2 separate regions of the Homo sapiens genome follow, and region 2 is linked to region 1. Evidence: read pairs that join two places in POLR2A ChIA-PET (ENCODE). Cell type or tissue: HepG2. All regions are shown on one strand.

Region 1 (5,000 bases):
TGGGCAAAATGCACAAATACCTTTGTAGCTGAAAAACCACTTTCCCATAAAAGTTTGTGATAGGACTGGTAAGACTCATAATGGAGAAAAAACAAAATAGGAAATTTTAAGTCTGAACTTTTCAAAATGCCATTCAGTAGGCAGCCTCACCCAGTTGCTAGGTAAGCCAAACTTCCAACTAACAGAGGAATTCTAGGGCATGTTCAAATATCTACCAAGAGATGACCTACTGGTGGAATCTTATCAGAATTTATCATCTCAATTTTGTGCCAGGGTGTCAGAATCTTTGGAGGTGGCATACTTCACATGTCTAGTTTCCTCCATAGGCAAGTAAGCTTTAAACCTAAAACATGCAAAAGTATCCCAAAATGATAGCTAATTATAATTATGGCTCCATTTATAAAATTCAAAAGCCTGTGATGTCCCTTCTTGCCCATCAGAAATTGCTATATAGATTACCTTTCAGTTCCTCTTAAAAGAAGGTAACCAGTATGCAGCCCCACTCCATCTTGAATTTCCACTTCAAATGAGTCTCTAGGATCACCCAGCTTAATTCCAACTTGTGTTTCTTTCTTAAGAATCGGGGATGGATAAATGGGAGGAAACAAAGGTGGGAGAGAAGTGGAGAGCGAAGAAATTTTAAACCACATCTCTTGATCTAATCTTCCTCATTTATTAAGAGAAAGAAAGTAGGCAAATTCCTTTCTATCTTGGAAAGTCCCTCAAGTGGGACAGGAATGAAAAGAATACCCTCCAAAGGAAAAGAATCTTAATTAGCCATTTTTCTCTTAAAACTGTAACCACGCAGAGAATAAAAATAATGTATTTTCCAAAACACGCATTAGAGAACTAAGGCCAAGAACACTGAAATTATTGAACATAAGCACCGTGAAGAGTACTAGAGTGACTAACAACTAAATATACTCTATTTCTTCCATAGGTGTTGTCTTTATCCTCACAATTTTAAGGTAATATCGTTTAAATACAAAATCAAATCTATTTGGGGCCAAAATGCTCAAGTTTTAAACCAGTGGTTTCTCAAAAATATATGTATTAATATTATTAGGACAAAATGTCAATGTAGGCTAAAATTTGACTTATGAATCCTAAACATTAAAACTATTTTTGTGGCCCCAGCTTGGCTGTGGTTCTAAAATGAATGTCACCATTTACCTTAGCTATTGATGCCACACACCTCAATTAATGCTACTCAGACCCAGAGAATGAAAGGCAATGGCAGAAAGGGAATTAGCAAATATGATTTCTAACTTAATTCAAATTGTTTTTCCTGGGGAAGTATTTAAATTTTCCAGGTTGCTCGAATATCATCCAGGGATGTGATTTTGAAGGAGACAGCTTGTTACTGTTTTTCCTGGCTGTACTACAAGAAACAACAGTGTGAGCTTATTTTAAGTTAATGTGTGCTTCTGTGTTTCTTTACAAGAAATTAACTGCAATCATTTAGTTAAAGCAAACACTTTGTTAGTGTTACACTTTTCATTAGAAAATGTCTTCAGGAATCTTTCAAACTTAGAGAGTTAAGAATCCCAATTCCGTCCAAAGATTTTAAACTTGGAGCAAATTATTTAAATCACAATGAAAGATCATTTAAGCTTAGTGACCCTTTGCTGGCACTGAATATTTTATAGCCATAGGGAACTCCTATCCATTCTCCCAGATCAAGATAGTAACATTTTCCTGTCTCAGTCGGCACCAGACCCCACAGTAGATTCTGATTTCCTTCTGACTATGATAATCACAAACAAACCCACAGGAATAGGCAGTATGGAACAAGAAGAGCAAACAGTTTCAACCAATTTGTTATTTACAACTGGAGAAACATCTGCAGGCTCTGACACCTAGTTTCTGATCTCTGCCCTAGATGACTTCCCTAGTGAGAATAGGCCCCTGGGCTACAATGATTTATATTATGTAACTGTTTCTCCACATCTTAGCTGAGCTCCCTGGACTTTAGACCTGCAATATTTGCCAGACCCTCTTCCTCTTAGTCGAAATCCCAGCTATAGGCTTTTCTGGCCAGTGTCTTAAAACCACCAATGTCCTAGTAACACAACTTATGTGCAAATGGGCAGGTAGAACTCTGAATGAAAACGAGACTACCCCAGGCTCTTCGGGTTATAACAGCCACATGCAGCTATAAGAGCAAGAAAGAAAAAGCAAAGCAAAATAGACACTCAACTGAAGGAAAGGATATCCACAAAGCACAATACACGGGATACTAAAGAGCTTTCAATGTCTTTACTCTTCTCCCTAAAAACTCTACCTCTTATCCCCAGATCCATATAATATCCTTGGTCTAAACATACATTTAGTAAACATCCATTGTTTCACGTCCAACATCCATTCCCCTCTTGCTGATAACACCAAACCAAATTTTGTGGGGGAGACTTCCCTTCCCCATTCTCAGGCATAAGTTTTGAGTGGGAACCTCCAGTTCTCTATAAGCTCTATAGGTCCTCACTATCTAACCCCATCAACATTGCCTATGCACTTAGCTCAATGTTTGATTCAGCCACTGGACACATATCCAGTCAAACCCAATGAGATAAACAAAGACATCAGCTGGGACTGCTGAGAAATAAAGGCTTTCTTTCTTCCTATGAAAGGAGAATATAAAGTCTGAATTGGAGTAACAATTTTTTATTCACAAGGGAAAAGACTTGTGAACCTGTGTGGATATGGGGACTAAAAGTTAACACAATGGGAGGAAGAGCAGAGAAGAAAAGAAATGGGAAGAAACCAGGTCCTTAAATAACATTATTTCAGCCACTGGACCAAGCTTTGTCTGATGCTCAATTCTGGACTGTTAAGTTCTCTAAGCCAATTAATTCTCTTTATAGTTAAAGCCAGTTTGAATCAGGTTCCTGTCACTTAAAAAAAATGGAAATAAAGAATAATAAGAAAATAAAAGAGCACTGACACACCACAACACCATTATCACCCTTTTACCTCTTTAGGGGAAAGATCAGAGGAAGAGGCACATAAGCTCTTACTAGGCCATATAACTATTCAAGAGCACTTCAACCAAAAGTATAGATTTGGTTTGGGTTTTCTGCCAGAGACAAAAATTGAGTAGCTTCCTACATTTATCTGCAGAAAAATCTACATAGAGGATTAATCTATTTTTACTAACCCAATGATGATTATAATGATTTTTCTTAAGGAAAAAATAAATAATAAGGAAAAGAGGAAAAACAGAATCTATATTTTTGTATACTACAACTCATTCAGTAAATTTAAGTTAAAATGGATCTGAAAGAGGTATCTGAGATGTTCCCCATCCTAGATCTTTTCAAACACCAATAAGGTATTTGATTCAGTGGGTAATCAAGTGAAACTTATAAAAAAGCTAACAGTCCCATTGAAGGACATAAAGGAGAAAAATGAACAACTGTTCCAGACTAAATAAGGACCCTTTGATTACTGACATGTGTCTTTGATTACTGACATGCACACAATGAGCAGTACCCCAGTCCTTCTTTAGCACTGAGCTTAGACAGGAGGCCTTCACTGGCTTCACAGTCCCTTAAACAGGAGATATTTTTACCTTTCCTCCACTTGACTGGAACATATTCAGTATGTACAAGCTGTCCTGTGGTATCATATGAATGCTGGCTCCATGCCACACTGGAAATGTGTGCCTCTGGCCAGTAAACCTTTACATCTTTTGCACACATTCTCTCTCCAGGAGGCTTAAAATGGGTCCCCAGAAGGCAGCCATGGTGACTGCCTTCAAACCATTTATCAACTTAGCAATACACAATGATTATTGTTTCATCAGCTGTCACTTCCTTAAACTACTGCCATCCGTCTCTAGCCCCTAAACCCATTCCTCACCAGTTCTTTCAAAACTGTGGTGCCTCTCAAAGTAAACTTAAATAAAAGCATCTGTTTCAAATGGTACCATCCAAACAGCCTTCCCTGGGTCTCAGGATAAATAATCATGAAGACATACTCTCTCCAATGAAGTGCTTCACGAACCTTAACAAAGCATTAACATCCCAAGCTACCAATTTCGACTGCCATCAACTCATCGTCAAACAGACTAGGTTTCTTTTTATTAATAAAGAGCATTTATTAATAATTAATATTTTAAAAATCCCTTAATAGAAGGCTGCCAATATGCAATCTTCATTAACCAGGGAAGGCTGATATTTCCCTACAAGTATATGAACCTTTTCTACCTACTACCCTAGCTTCCACACTGGCTATCATCAGAATAACTGTGGAAGCATCTTAAAAAGACACAGTATCAGATCCAACCCTCTGATACACTGATTAAGTATGCCTGGGGTGAGACCTGCTCCTTGGCCCTATACAATCTATTCATGATTTTGGAGTCAGGTTCAGGCACCCACATAGCAGGCAAAACCCAGAACACTTACTTTTCCGATGAATTTTCTCATTGTGATTGAAGGCCCAAATAATTTCATATAAACTCGCTAGACCTTCACATACAATCCATTGACTAAACGATGGCTAAAAGCTCCACCCACTAGAGCTTTCCACTAGTTGCCCCACACGTATCCCAGGAAGTTACAGGTTGTGTCTCCAGACCTCTGGTCTACTTCTAACAATGAATATCACCTGGAATCCAGAGCTGCCCATATCCAGGGGGGAAGAACATCTTCAACAATGGAGAGCCAACATCACTCTTGCTCCTTTCTGCTTCTCCTATAGTAATGAATTTTACTAAACTTGATCCTTTCATCTGCCTAGAACTGTAATATCATCCAGGCTGTCTGTGAGATCCCATCACCCCAATTTAATGTCACTGGTGCCCTGGGGGGAAAGTGCCAAATAGCTTACTCAATGGTGTGATCATTCTCAAATTGGACATATTTATTTGTGTTTAATTTTTAAATCATCATCTTTTCTCTCAAATGTTTTTGTGATGGTTTCATTAAGATTAAGGAATTACGGAGCATTTGCAAATTGACCGCCTCAGCCTGCAGACATGCTTTCTTTGACCCACACAA
Region 2 (5,000 bases), 86 kb before region 1:
TTGTAATAATAAATCACAGTCACAAGGATGGAATGAATACTCCAAACCCCTAAGATCAGTGTATTATCTTCCTATGAGAAAGGCTTATGTGGGTTTCTGAGTGAACAAGAGATCAAAACAAGGGGAGTTAGAGGAACTGCCTTTTAATAGAGTCTGAGATCCTAACCTTGTTAGTATATCCAAAGGGAATACCAAGACAGTTTAAAGTCTGTGATCTACATTCATCCTTCTGCATTTACCTCCACTTTCACATTATTCAAAATTCACTGGCGAAACCATCCTTTATTTTGGATAATGCTGGAATAGTTACTGCCAAATTCTCTAACATTATTTTTTCTTATTCTTTCCCTAGCTTTGGTTTGATACATTCTTTCTTCACATATGTGAACACATTCCAACAAGTCCAATATTGCTCACTTGGGATCCATTTCATCTCCCAAAGAGAATATCACGTTTACACCTTAATCCATTTATGTGCTGGCTGCGACTTTCATGGAGTAAGCTGATTCCTTTATTTCCTAGTTCATAGGGAAGCAAGGGTAGCTACTTGACTGAATAGGCAATTAGATATTGGAGAGGAACAAGAATTAAAAATATAAACATGGGGAAAAAGGAAAAAATACATTTGATATATGTCATAGCTCTATATCATCAAGTTATAAAGTTATATGATTACAGAACTCAATAAAATCAACTTAAAATAACTAGTGTTAGCTAAATGGCTTCAGCAAAGTTGCAGGATAAAAATCCATCTAAAACTACTACAAGCCTATATACTATGGGCCGTAGCCAGAAAACACAGTAGAAAAGACCCCATTTATAATTCTGACAAAAATTCAATAAATGGGTATTAATTTAAATCAGAAAATTAGAGACTTATTCAAAGATGACATAAAGTCTGACAGCAGAATTAAAGACAGACAGATAAATGAAGAAATATTATTTGCTCCATGCTGGGAAAACTAAATATAGTAAAGATGACAACATTCCCTAAATTATTATGTAGATTTAATAAAACACTGATTTTACAGAACTTGATATTGGTACTAAAACATGTGTTGGAAAAGTAGGCAAAATGCCAAAGGAAAAACACCAAAGTTATGATAGTGGTTTCAAACTACGAAATTTTAAAATGTTACAAAAGAAGAATTATTTTAAAAGAAGATATGGTATTAGTTGGAATAGAAAAAACCCAAAATAGAATTCAGAAATAAAGATGAAAGGGTGGACACGACAAGCCAGAAGCAATCCGATTACAGAGGGGAAAGTGCTAGTGAGCAACTGGAGAGTAAACAGTAAGACAACGAGTAAGTTAGAGCCTTAAGCTCACACCATACGTGCAGGCTAGAGAGTGAAAATATATGTAGAAGAAAACAGAATAGCATATTCACTCCAACTGTGGAAGAGAGAGAACTTTATAACTGCCAAAAAAGTAGAATATTATCACAGACATTTTCAAATATAAAAAAAGAAAATTTCTATACTCAAAAATATAGCAAATATAATACAAAATATCAAAAGGACAGAGCGCACAGAAGAGCTCAATGTAACAAATGTAAGTGATATAAGGTTATCATCCACTGCATATAATTAAAAAGAGTCAATAACCAGATTTACTTGAAAAAGTGGTCCAAAGAGATGAACCTGGAAAAAATGTACAACTTGATAAAGGTAATTAAAGATCATTTTAAGGTATCATTATATAACTACTAACTTAGCAAAAATAAATAAAAATGATAAAAATGCAATTAGGCCAGGGTTAGAGTACACAAAGCTCTGCTTCCTAGTCCCACATGCCCACCCACCTTCCAGCTGGTCCTAGATTTTGGTACTGGTTATATTTCCAGGGTCCTGTATGGTTACTTATGGTCAAGAACTCACTTTCTACATACTCTGGTAAATGAATCTGCATTTTATTTTCCTGTCCCCAGGTCCTTTGCTGGCAGGCATCACGGTTTCCCTACAGCTATGGTTCCCCATGGCTCTTATTCATGTCCTCAGTCAATTACCCATCTCTCTTTCTGCCAGCTTGAACCCCTTGCCATTATCCAGTACTGTCACCTTCCTAGGTTGACCATCCTACTTAACAGACTGGTTTATTTTCCAAGGCAGAGTTTTTGGCCTATCCCAACCCACAGAAAACAGAGTCTTGATTAAGCATGGAGATACATTTTCATATTGTTGGGAATCCTGTAAGTTGGTCTAATCTTTCCTGAATGCAACCTAAAATATGTAACAAGCTCTCCTTATCCTTTGGCCCAATAATTCTACTCTGGGGAATTAGTTCAAAGAAATAATCCAAAGGAAGAAAGAAATTAGTGCAAGATGTTCTCAGCAGCCCTATTAAAAAATAAAAGAGAAAATGAAGGAGTGAGGGAGGAAGGGAAGAAGGAAGGGAGTGGGGGAGGGTAAGAAGAGAGGAAAGGAAGAAGAATTTAAACAGCTAATAGTATGAGAATGGCTGACAAAACTATGACATGTTAACATAATGGAATGTTCTATACTACTGAAAAAATGGCAACTATGTAAACCACAGATATATGGAAATGGTTATGAAGAGCACTGGAGAGCTGGTTTAGTGACAATCGAAGTGAAAGGATTTGGTAATTATTTGCTTCAACCCCATGCTCACACCAAAGCCTAGGACATCTCATATTCTTTCTGTACCTTCCCTCAACCTCACTCCCGCTAAGATGAGAGAGCTGTCCTTTATTTTCTCCACCATAGCTTAATATGGTTTTTTTTTTTTTTGCTGATCAACAATACCTAAAATTGTTGTAACTTTCCTATTTCTAAATGAGGGTCTAAATGTATGACAATAGGTTTCCAAGCTTTGCACAACTCGTGCACAATTCACTTTTTAAAACAATGGCATTTTAGACAGATGTCAGCCATTCAAACTTTGCTTTGTCTGAAGACTTTCCTGTTAGGCCCCATCTATCCTGCTCACTCGGTTGTGAGGACTACTAGATTCAAACCAATCTAGCCCTGAACCAACAGGAGCCTGGCCAGACCTATTAAGAGTCCCTTTCCCATTGTGAACAATGTAGGGAAAGACAACGAGTACAGGGAGTAAGAGGACAGACTATGGTTTGAAGCTAATCCAGATTTGAATCCAAATTCAACTACTTAATGTTTGACTCTTAGAAATATTTAAGTTCCCTGGTCCTCAGATTTCTCATCTATAAAGAGAGGCCACTAATGTCTATTTTGGACTACAGAGAGTACTTGGTAGAAATTCAGATTGCTCACAAGCCTGATCACCTTCCATTGTTGGTTCTCTTCTTCACCTCCAAGCCTCTTAGGATGCAACACCCAGGATTATACTACTTAAAACCTCAGAGACAGCTGTCGGAATTATTACGTCCTTTGTTCTTGAAACAGCATTTCCATTAATGAAACCTTGTTTTACATGAGATTTTTGGACAGCTGAGTACCAAATCTTTTCATAAGAACCCTAAATACCCCAAATCTTTTTCACATGAACAGCTCTAAATAGATATCTCTCCATATCCTACATTTATTTGTCTGGCTGGTATGTTTTTGTTTGTTTGTTTTTTTACGTTGAGTGTAAAGGTGTGAGATGGAATATAATGAGTACTGGACTATGAATAGAAGGCTTCGCTTGTCTCCATTTATTCAACAAATATTTATCAAGCACCAACTCTGTACTAGCCCCTGTGCTAGGTATTAGACCTACAATGGTGAGCATGTAGACATGGGCCCTGCCCTCACTCAGAGAACTTATAGTGTAGAAGAAAGACAGGAAAGTAAGCCAACAGTTACAAAACCTATGATGAAGGCTCTGCCAGGGAAGGTATAGGCTAGTGTAGGGGCATGGAGGAAAGGCACCTGACCCAGACTTGGTCTAGAAATGCCTCCTGGATATATGTCCTGGCTTTGCCACTCCCAGTGGTTGACTTAACTACCAATGCCTCAGTTTCCTCACCTATAAAATGACGGGACTGCTATGGAGGAAATTTGCCATCAAAATTACAAATGCATTTCCGTTGACCTGGCAATCCTACCACTGGGAACTGGTCCTATAAATAATATCAGCATACAGAGGAAACAATGCATTTACAAGGTTATTCACTTGCAGCACTGTTTATGATAGCCAAAGACTGGCTATCATAAATCATTCCCCTACAAAGGGTGATTTAAGAAGCTATGATACAACACATAATAGACTAATAGGCATTGTGAAAAAAAAAAAAAAAAGAAGAGGGAGCTACGTAGTGGTATGAAAAGATTGCCAAGATGCATTGTTAAGTAAAAACACTGAGATGCAGAGTAGTGTATATAGTATGCCACCTTCTGTGGAAGGAAGAGAATAAATGAGAACATATACTCGCATTTGCATAAAGAAATCCTGGAAAGATACATAAGAAACTAATAAAAGTGACTGTCTATAGAGAACCGGAAAGGGAATGGAGTAGAAAGACATGGGATGGGAGTGAGATTTTTTTCAATGTATATCTTTTTAAACATTTTTGAGTCATATAAAAATATTATCTAACTATTTACATTAATTTTAGGGTGGGACTAGATAATTTGTAAAGCTCTTCCATTCTTAACATTCTATAATTATATAACAATCCACATTTAACTTGTAATAATACAAATATTCATCAGCTTCTTTGTCTATTTGAAAAATGCTTAGTTTATAATTTTTAAAAATAGGATACTTAGGTCAGAACCATATGAATATATTAAAAACACTTCTGTGGCAAACTCAATCATTGCCATCTATCTATATTTAATTTTTAAATCCCTTTAAATGTATTAAAATCCAATAAAGATGTATTGAGTACCTATTCTGGGCCAGACACAGCCACGAACAAGACCAAAAACATCTCTGAATAAAGCATTTATTGTAGTGACCATAAATCATCCTCATTACAGATGTTAATAATGAATTTAAACACAATCATCTCTCTCTACATATAGATATTTGTGTTATTTTAAATTTTTTATTAATTTTTAATAGAAAACTTTGT

Evidence for each region. ChIA-PET counts read pairs that join two places held together with the same protein. Peaks named below come from ENCODE experiments on the same cell type or tissue, not always from the same donor. Only the 100,000 strongest peaks of a DNase experiment are listed, where the experiment ranks them.
Region 2: POLR2A ChIA-PET joins it to region 1 with 9 read pairs; 3 of 35 experiments call an interaction of 5 or more read pairs at or near these places.

The regions. Positions count from the first base shown.
Region 1 is chr2:28,008,527-28,013,526 of GRCh38, reverse strand. The region is part of intron 4 of BABAM2 (BRISC and BRCA1 A complex member 2); the gene reads right to left. Among named protein-coding and RNA genes, the nearest start is that of MIR4263, 15 kb to the right of the region's middle. In HepG2, no CTCF peak of the experiment used is centred here; a DNase peak (open chromatin) is centred at 1,956.
Region 2 is chr2:28,094,129-28,099,128 of GRCh38, reverse strand. All of the region lies in intron 6 of BABAM2 (BRISC and BRCA1 A complex member 2), which reads right to left. Among named protein-coding and RNA genes, the nearest start is that of MIR4263, 100 kb to the right of the region's middle. In HepG2, no CTCF peak of the experiment used is centred here; no DNase peak of the experiment used is centred here.